2 separate regions of the Homo sapiens genome follow, and region 1 is linked to region 2. A link is a contact called in ENCODE Hi-C or POLR2A ChIA-PET data. All regions are on one chromosome and are shown on one strand. Each heading gives the region's core, a stretch centred on a gene start or an enhancer-like site at or near the end of the contact. The rest is flanking DNA. Distances are from core to core; before and after follow the strand shown. Region 1 overlaps GALNT17 (polypeptide N-acetylgalactosaminyltransferase 17). Region 2 overlaps GALNT17 (polypeptide N-acetylgalactosaminyltransferase 17).

The links. A loop is a pair of places that touch in the nucleus more often than their neighbours do. ChIA-PET counts read pairs that join two places held with the same protein, here RNA polymerase II (POLR2A). Pooled maps may share reads with other maps.
Region 1: a loop to region 2 is called in a pooled map, with 4 times the contacts of the local background. The contact joins two enhancer-like sites. A Hi-C loop is called at or near these places in 1 of 168 maps with a recorded cell type or tissue (heart right ventricle) and 5 of 50 pooled maps. POLR2A ChIA-PET finds 5 or more read pairs at or near these places in 1 of 52 experiments (H1).

The regions. Positions count from the first base shown.
Region 1 is chr7:71,611,127-71,615,899 of GRCh38, forward strand. The region is part of intron 6 of GALNT17 (polypeptide N-acetylgalactosaminyltransferase 17); the gene reads left to right. Among named protein-coding and RNA genes, the nearest start is that of MIR3914-1, 310 kb to the left of the region's middle. Within about 2 kb of position 1,936, at least 6 of the 41 ENCODE cell types and tissues checked have a DNase peak (open chromatin) inside an H3K27ac peak, as active enhancers do.
Region 2 is chr7:71,269,827-71,274,590 of GRCh38, forward strand. The region is part of intron 1 of GALNT17 (polypeptide N-acetylgalactosaminyltransferase 17); the gene reads left to right. Among named protein-coding and RNA genes, the nearest start is that of MIR3914-2, 35 kb to the right of the region's middle. Within about 2 kb of position 3,150, at least 5 of the 41 ENCODE cell types and tissues checked have a DNase peak (open chromatin) inside an H3K27ac peak, as active enhancers do.

The DNA of each region.
Region 1 (4,773 bases), core at 686-3,185, 340 kb after region 2:
AAACCTACTCTCTACTCCAGTGCCTTCTTTCCCCGAGACCATTATTCCTCCCCACCATGGGATCTTCCAGCTGTCTCTTCTTGCTAAGGCAGATAGAGTCCTGTTGTTCCCTCATGAGAAACATTGGTTATATCCCTCTACTGTCTGATTGAAATCTGTCCTCTGGGGTGGGCACTCAAGGCCCATTCCACGTGGACCCCATCCAACTCACTGGATTTTAAGATCCAGCCCAGTGTTAGCTGACTTTTAGTTACCAGTCATCATTCCCTCCATCCTGGGACTCTTCCTCTGCTTATATTTGATTTGACCCTGTGATATCACAGAGAAACAAATATCAGTTGCTTTGTCTTCTTCCCAATAGCTTATACGCTTCTGTGCCCTGACCCACTTCCTTTAGGAATCTCTCTGCTCCTCCTCTTCCTCACTGTGCCCCTGCAGAAGGTCTGGAGCACACAAATCCAAGATAAATGTTTCCTTGATGACAAAGAACTCTTGTCACGGTCTAGAGCAGTCATACATCCAAAAAAAACACGCACTTGCATGGTGGCATGCACACATTAAACTCCTAGGAAAATGGAGAAATTATGTATTATCTAGTGCCATGAAAATGCTAAAGGAATTTGGACAAAGCGGAAGACCATGGTGTAGAATAACCTCGGATGCCCTGATGTTGCAAAATGGAAAGCATTGTGTCAGTAAAGGGATGGATGGAAGAAAATGACCTCAAGCAGAGAGAGAAAGTGAGTATTGGGAGTGTGTGGTACAGCTTAGGGGCCGCCTTATCTGGAGAGGAAAATCTCCAATGAGAAGCACAGGAGATGAGCTTGGATGATCCACACACTTACCACCCAGCCACAATTTGGGTGCAAGTTGGTGCCATCTCTTGGTTGAAGCAATCGGCATCATTCAGGCCAAAATAGATGTCTTTGTTCTTTTTGTTCTTGGAAACCCTGCTCAGTTTGTATTGACAATGTACATTAAATTCAAATGGAATGTTCCCCCAGTGCAGAAGATTTTTTCAAACTTAGACTATGAGAGCAAAGGAATTTGAGGTCACACTTGAGTTAGTGTGAGTAGGAGAAACAGGACATTGACCCGAATGCTTTGGATTTTTTGTTTGCATTTGGATTCTATGCCTTTGGATTTTCATCCCACATTGCACTGTGGCTAACTCTAGCACAACCACATACCCCATCTGAAGAATTGGGCATATGGAAATAGACCTTTAGACACTAAATATTTGTCATTTTATATTGTGCATAATTACTCTGCCTGCATTGCAACGTGGACCACCAGCATCCAGCTCCACGCTCTTCGTGCATTGGGTCGAAATTAGTTAAAGGAATGCGTAAAGAAGAGGTTGTGTTCAGCAAGCCATGGTGCTAATATTCTGATTAAGTGTGAGCTTTTTGGCACACAGCGTAGATGAGATGTGCTGTTGTATTAATAGGCTGTAAATTATAAATAATTGCTTGATAGGATGAGAACCTGAAGCGATGGGTTTCTTTACAGAATGCTGATTATTCCCTCAGTAACAAAAGACAAGGGAACCGATTCCTGCAATTGTTTCCCTTTGGAAAGGAAAGGACATTTTGGTCTGTCATGTTGATGGAAAACACTAGAAATTTCCTTTGTGATTATTTTGTTCCCTTTCATCCAAGCTCCTAGTTTATTCTCACACATGCAGACATAAACTGGGCAGGGTGAAAATTCCCTGCATGAACCATTCGGTTTTCGGTTTGCCAGTCCCCATCAATGACAAGTATTTCTTTATCTGGTCAGAAAATGGAAATTCTGTTTTCTGAGCCAGCCAAGATACCAGGTACAAACAGAGCTTCCCCCTGGGGATTCACAGCCTGAAGGTGGTTAACGGCCCCCCTCTCGCCTATCACCAGACTCCAGTAGACGTTTCTGATGCGGGGAGGCTAGTTCTGAATCCAAGCCAACACTGGTTGTTGGTTCCAATTAAAAAGCAATTGCATTCCCAGCAGTTCAGGGCTGCAGCCAAAAATACAGCATGTTCAGAAAAGCATGATCTTTTTTGAGAGGCGGTTACTCCATCAAGGGATAGATGCTGCCAGGGAGAGCTAATGATGGTACATTCGTATGTGATAAAAATTTAAAAGTTCAAAGAAGAAAGCAAAAGGTAGATGATTTACTTTGAAGTTATTTGTAGATGGCAATGAGGATTTTCTGTTGGTCTCTTTTTCCCCCAGCATTAATCAGCCCATTTATTAGAAGACAAACAGGAATTGACCGTTTGTCAGACAGCAAAGAAACAGAGCAATCACATTAAGGAAATCAAAGGCGAGAATGTCAAAAGGTCAGCATTAAGCAGCCCTGGGAAGCAGTGTCACTCTGCAGACGTTTCAGCCAAATCCTTCTTTCCATGAGTAGCCTCTGCTTTTTGGGAGGACCAATGAGCATAGAGAGCTTGGAGGGACTTTCCAGTTCATTGCATTCTGTCTCCTCTGCTGGTCAGAGGCTTATGTCTGGGTATTTTTAGCAACCTCCCTCTGTCTTTGTTGGCTCCAGAACACATAATTTCAGAAAAATCAGGTATAAAATCTCAATCCCAGCACTTTGGGAGGCTGAGGCAAGAGGATTACTTGAGCCCAGGAGTTCGAGACCAGCTTGGGAAACATAGCGAGACCCCATCTCTATGATTTTTTTTTTTTTTTTTTTTAGTTAGCTGGACATGGTGATGCACACCTGTAGTCCCAGCTGAGGCAAAAGGATCACTTGAGCCCAGGATTTCAAGGCTGCAGTGAGATATGATCGAGTCACTACATTGCAGCCTGGGTGACAGAGTGAGACCCTGTCTCTTTAAAACAAACACACAAAAAACTCATAACATGGAGAGTCAAGAACTCTGATTTGTTTCAGATCTGGATCACTCACTACAAGACCTATTACTTTTTATTTTAGTCCTCATAGTGCAGGATTTTATGATAAAACTGTTTAGACTTGTCACCAACAAAGTTAGTATTTCAAAACAAAACAAAAGCCCTAATCCCCCAAACTTTTGTGATCACATTAAGTTGGATCAACCCAAATTTTCCTTCTGGAGAGAGCCAAGAAGTCATAGGGAGCAGGTTGGGTATCTCTAATCCAAAAAATCTGAAATCCAAAATGCTCCAAAATCTGAAACTTTTTGAGCACAGATATGACTCAAAGAAATGCTCTTTGGAACATTTTGGATTTCAGATTTCCAAATTATGGATGCTCAGCCTGTTAAATACAGTGCAAATATCCCCAAATTTGAAAAGATCCAAAATCTGAAATGCTTCTGAGGAGTTGCAGATCAGCCTAGGTAACATAGCAAGATCTCATCTCTACAAAAAATTAGCCAAGCATATTGGTGCATGCCTGTGGTTCCAGCCACTCAAGAGGCTGAGATGGAAGATTGCTTGAGCCCAGGAGTTCAAAGCTGCAACGAGCAGTGATCACACTGTTGCACTCCAGCCTGGTGACAGAGTGAGACCTTTTCTCAAAAAAAGAAAGGAAGGGAGGGTAGGACAAAGAGACAGAGAGGAAGAAAGGAAGGAAGGATGGAAGGAAGGGAGGGAGGGAAGAAAGAGAAAGGAAAAAAAGAAACAGAAAGAAAAAGAAGTGGAGAGAGCGAAAGAAACAGAAAGAGAAAGAAACAGAGAAAGAGAAACAGAGAAAGAGAAAAAAGTAATAGAGAAAGAGAGAGAATGAAAGAAACAAAGAGGAGAGAGAAAGAAACAGAAAAACAAAGAAACAGGGAGGGAAGGGAGGGAGGGAGGGAGGGAGGGAGGAAGGGAGGGAAATAAGCAAAAAAAACCACTTCTGGTCTCAAGCACTTCGAATAAGGGATACTCAGCCCATGATGTCCAGCCTCACATTTCTAGTGCTCCTCAAGAAGGACACGGATTACTGTTTGTTGCCAAGGTGGCTTGTTTCAAGACCAGCGTGATTGGCAAGAATCTTCCAGCACCACTGTGGCAGCTTTTGGTGGAAGGAATATAGCCCTGACTGGGAGGCTGCTGGGGAGATGACAAGGCCAGCGCTTCAGCACATAGCCTGCAGAGGCCCCATTGCCAGTGCCTAATGTAACTGAACAGGCCATTTGTCATATTTAATTTTAGCTGCAGTGGCTCAATTGGGACTTTATCCAGACTGGCTTCCACTCTGCTAGCCTGCTGTGCTCCCCTTGTCCCAGGCTGAGTCACTTATGTCCCTGGCCCTCCATCTGCCAGCGAGACCTCCGAGTCACTGATACTGAGATCATGGGCCCCAGATGTGGCTTTTCCAGCCTGTGCAGTAAATTAAAGCACCTTGGTGCCCTTTTTCTATCTGCACTTTAGGAGCAAAGCACTTTTTTTTTTTTTTTTTTTTTTTTTTGAGACAGAGTCTTACTCTGTCACCCAGACTGGAATGTAGTGGCACAATCTTAGCTCACTGCAACCTCTGCCTCCTGGGCTCAAAGGATTCTCCTGCCTCACCCTCCCAAGTAGTTGGGACTACAGGCACATGCCAACACGCCCTGCTAATTTTTTGTATTTTTAGTAGAGACAGGATTTTACCATTTTGGCCAGGCTGGTCTCCAACTCCTGGCCTCAAATAATCCACCCACCTCGGCCTCCCAAAGTGCTGGGATTACAGGCGTGAGCCACCGCGCCCGGCCTCAAAGTGCTTTCTTACTTTTTACTCTGCATCAACCTCTTTTCTCTCCAAGGAACTCTGAATGAATGAGACCATGAGAAGAGGCTTAGCCTCCACTCGGCTTGACAGGAGGAAAGGAAGGAG
Region 2 (4,764 bases), core at 1,900-4,399:
TGATGGAAGACGGATGGAGCCCTTGCCTTTGTCCCCCACAGATAAATTTGTTGTAAAACCTAACAAGAGCACAAAGCAGGGGATAGACTCAGGAAGAGAGATTAATACACTCTCTGAAACGCTTTGTACTGATTTACAGGCTTTAGGAAATATTTTCATGAGTGTGTGTGACACCTCTCTCTCTGTCTAGCACATAGTATTCATTTATAAACCTACCTCCCTGCTGCCCTACACATTTAATAAATGTGCTTTAAACTCATTTACTCACCCCCAGCAACCTTATGAGTAGTTACTATTTTTAGCCCCGTTTTACAGAGAAGCAACTAAAGCACAGAGAGATTGAGAAACGTGTTGAAGGGTGCACAGCACATGTGGAGGAACTGTGATCTGCACTCAGACCTTCTAGTCCCTGGGGTATCTCACTCTCCCCCCTTGTATCTCCTCTATCTCTCAATTTTTTATTATAGAATGCAGATCACGAGGTCAGGAGATTGAGACCAGCCTGGCCAACATGATGAAACCCCGTCTCTACTAAAAAAATAACAAAAATTAGCTGGGCGTGGTGGTGGGCGCTTGTAATCCTAGCTACTCTGGAGGCTGAGGCAGGAGAATCATTTGAACCCGGGAGGCAAAGGTTGCAGTGAGCCGAGATTGCACCATTTTGCCCCAGCCTGGGCGACAGTGCGAGACTACGTACCCTCCCCACCCCACCAAAAAAAAAAAAAAAAAAAAAAAGAAACGAATTTTCTAAACATATATAAGGTAAAGAGAATAATATAATGGACTTAATGTATGCATCACTTGGCTTCAGCAATTCTCCTTTTATAAAATGCATTCCAAACCCTTACCCTCTTCTGCCTCTTTCAGCAAATTTGTTTGAGGTGGTGGATGTTTGCTGAGTGGACGGATGAAAAAAAATAGTTGAAGAGTAATTGCCATTTGATACAGAACAGAAGAGCTTAGCTTTGGTTTAAGCTGTTCATTTCCCTCCCACAGTCTGAAGTTCAGCTGCAGGAAAAAAAAATAAAAAAGAAAGAAAAGTAATTTAAGTAATTTAAATTCTGCCTGCTGACTTAGTTTTGTCCTCATCTTATCTGACCTTATTTAATCAGAGAAAAAAAAAAGAAGAAAAGAAAAGAAAAAAAAAGACTGGGAAAGCGTTTTCTAGGAATTTCATCATGACCCTTTAAACACATCTTCCATTTACACTTATATAATTGTTTCATACGGGATAGTGTTAATAATACCAAATTTCATTCCTAAAGCAAGCTGACAAAAGCATTTAAAGACTTGCTCATTCCAAATGTGTTAGAGCAGCTGAGAATCACGATCTGGTGCCAGTTCATTTGCTTTCAATACTTCCTGCTTTTGGGTGCTGCATATTTTCTTTACAATAGCCCATAGTTAGGGCCATATCCATACACCCCAACTCCAGATTCCTGTCACGCGCCTTCCAGTGCAAGAAATGATCATGCTTTAGGGTGCACGGGGCACAGTCTAGCATTTTCCTTGCTTTCCACATCAGGGTGATGATGCTCAGAGATGTAGAAGAGCTCCCAAAGGGGTGGCACTGACCAGTGGCCACGTGGCTCCCTGGGCCTGTTCATCCATCCCGGTTTGTTCTGAGATAACCTCATGTCCAGGAAACAGCCTTGGCTAACGTGCCTAGGAGCAGTTTTTGAAAGAATCTGAGCTCACGGAAATGAAGTAAAAAATCTCTGGCACTCATTCAGGTTTTTTATTTAAGATTTATTAAAGGATAATTTACAGGCGATAACATTCACCCTTTTTGGGTGTACAGTTTGATGAGTGTTGGCAATGGATATGTAGCTGTGGATTTACCACCACAGTTAAGATGCAGAATAATCCCATTTTGTGGTCAGTCTCCAACTCATCCTTAGCAATCACTGATCTGTTCTCTAATTCTTCCTGTCTTTTTTATTTAGTGGTGGGGACAGGGTCTCACTCTGCCTCCCAGGCTGGAGTGCAGTGGCACGATCACAGTTCACTGCAGCGTCGACCTCCCAGGCTAAAGCGATCCTCCCGCCTCAGCCTCCCGAGTAACTAGGACCACAGATGGGTGCCACCATGCCCAGCTAATCTTTTAATTTTTGTAGAGATGGGGTCTCCCTATGTTGGCCAGGCTGATCTCAAACTCTTGGGCTCAAGCAGTCCTCCTGCCTCGGCCTCCCAAAGTGTTGGGATTACAGGCATGAGCCACTGTGGCCAGTTGTCCCCTATTTCTATGGTTTTGCTTCTCTAGACTGTCATACATTGGAAATGGAATCATGCAGTATGTAACCTTTGGGGCCTGGCTTCTTTCACTTGAATGATTTTGATACATGCTATTCCATGTATTGGGAGTTTCTTTCTTTTTTACTGTTAAGTAATTTCCGAAGTATGGATGGACATTTGGGTTGTTTCCAGTTTGGGGGAATCATGAATAAATCTTCTATTAAACATTCATATACAGTCATGTGAACATATGTTTTCATTTACCTTGGGTAGATACGTAGGAATGGGATTCCCAGGTATCATGTGGTGAGCGTATGTTTCACTTTGTAAAAAAACGCCAGCCTGTTTTCCAAAGTGGCTCTACTATTTTGCATTCTCACAGCTATGTATCAGGCAGAGTTCAGGTTGCTCCACATCCTTGGTGACACTTGGTATTGTCAGGTATTTTTTTAAGCCATTCTAGTAGGTGTGTAGATGTCATGCAGGCTTTTGTACATGGAAGGGCAGGAATGTCTTGGGGGAAAGTCAGCCTCAGTTACTGCTCCCATAAAGCTCTTTCTCCTGCAGCCCTTCAACCTGCGCTTCAGACAATCGACAGCAGGATTCCCTGTTTAGATTCACTTTGTGCCAACAACCTGTGAGGCTTGGCAGCCTAAGGCCTGGATGCCCTTTGGTGAGAGGCAGGCACAGTAACAGGGCAGACAGTGACCAATATGACATGAGGAGGCCTGAGATGATATTTCTTCTCTGATACTTACTGCTCTTGTAACATCCCCACATCATTTAAGCTCTATGTCTGTCTCTCCTGTTATGTAGAAGATATAGAGTTAATCATGTCTGCTTTTTCACCCTACCGGAGAGCAAAGAAGAGCCTTGAAAGTTGAAATGTTCAATTCAGAGAAGAAAGAAGAGAGCACGATCATTTTTATTGCTTTTGAGTTGCTGCCAGCTAAAACCTCAGGTCCAAAGTAAAAACACTCCTGTTATTAGCAGTGAAGGTTGACAAGACTGTTTTTCATCCATCTTATTGTTTTTTTAACAATTTTATATGCATATAATTCCATGATAATGACATAAGAACTGCTTGGAGAAGAAACTGCATGTTCTTTTGTGATTTTTAATATAAAATTCTCTTTGGGCTAAGGCAACCCCTTGTAATCACTCACCTCATTTCCCTGATACCAGTTCTCTGAAATGTTATTGTAGACCTTGCTCCAATTTCAAACGCTGTCAACTCTTGCACATAAAAACAGTTGTTTATATAGTTTGTGGATTACTCCTTTTCCCTCTTGAACTATTTGTTTCACTGCTCAATGCTATTCCCAGTTGGTTCTGACAGGAGAAATGGAAGATAATGAAATATCGGCTAGATTATTTTCTCCCTGGTTATAGCTATTGTGAAAGTTTGGCTAAAATGTAGTATTTTTGTCTGTCTGGAGATTTGAGTTGTTCTTGCTATCTCCCTTTTCTCTGTTAGCAAAGTCAGCAAATGGTTGAATCAAGGTAGACAATGAAGTATTCCTGTTTGTGGTCTCCAGTTTCTGTCCTATAGACATCACAAGGTTATTTGCAGAGTTTGTATGAAACAATGTTTTTGGAGCCTAATTCTCATTTGTACTTTAGAGCCAACAGATGTTTCTTTTAAGAACATAGGAAAAGAGAGTGAGATAAAGAGACTTTGGCTAAGCATTCTTTTGATCAGCCATGAAAAGTTTGACTTTTAACTGTTGGTCAAATACAATCATGGCATTTCCAAAAATTTTTCTCTAATGAGATAATGTGTGTGTGTGTGTGAGAGAGAGAGAGAGAGAGAGAGAATGAGAGACACACAGAAAGAGAATGTGAATCATAGGTTTCCACTGACCTGTTTTAATTTTAGAGACTCATTTCAGGGATGTGCACCCACAGAAAAATGCCTGGCATCTAAGCATAGCATGTGCCACACTGAAGAATATTCTGGTTCATTTCAAGCTGTACTATGCTGGTAAACCAGCCCTCTGGGTAGGGCGAGGGCATATGTTCGGTGGTGGTGGTAGGGAACCTTCATTTGTGGCTTTTGCCTGTTTCCCTGGTGTACATATTTCTACTCTGGTGGATTTCAAGTTAGCAGCATTTGGCAGCTAGTTTGCAAAAGTCCTAAATATTTAACAGTAGGCTCTGGGGGAGCTGGCTTCAGCACACCACTCATTTTGAGGGACATTCTGCTTTTTATTTGATGTATTAAATGGATGTTTTTAGAGATAGGGTCTCTCTGTTGCCCAGGCTGGTGTGCAGTGGCATGATCATAGCTCACTGCAGCCTTGACCTCCTTGTGCACAAGTGATCCTCCTGCCTCAGCCTCCTGAGTAGCTGGGACTACAGGTGTGCGCCACCACACCTGGCCAATTTTAAAATTTTTTGTAGAGGCAGGATCTTGCTATGTTGCCCAGGCTAGTCTTGAAGTCCTGGCCTCAAGCAGTCCTTCTTCCACGGCCTCCAAAAGCGCTGGGTTGGCAGATGTGAGCCACTGTACCCAATGCTCATTCTGCT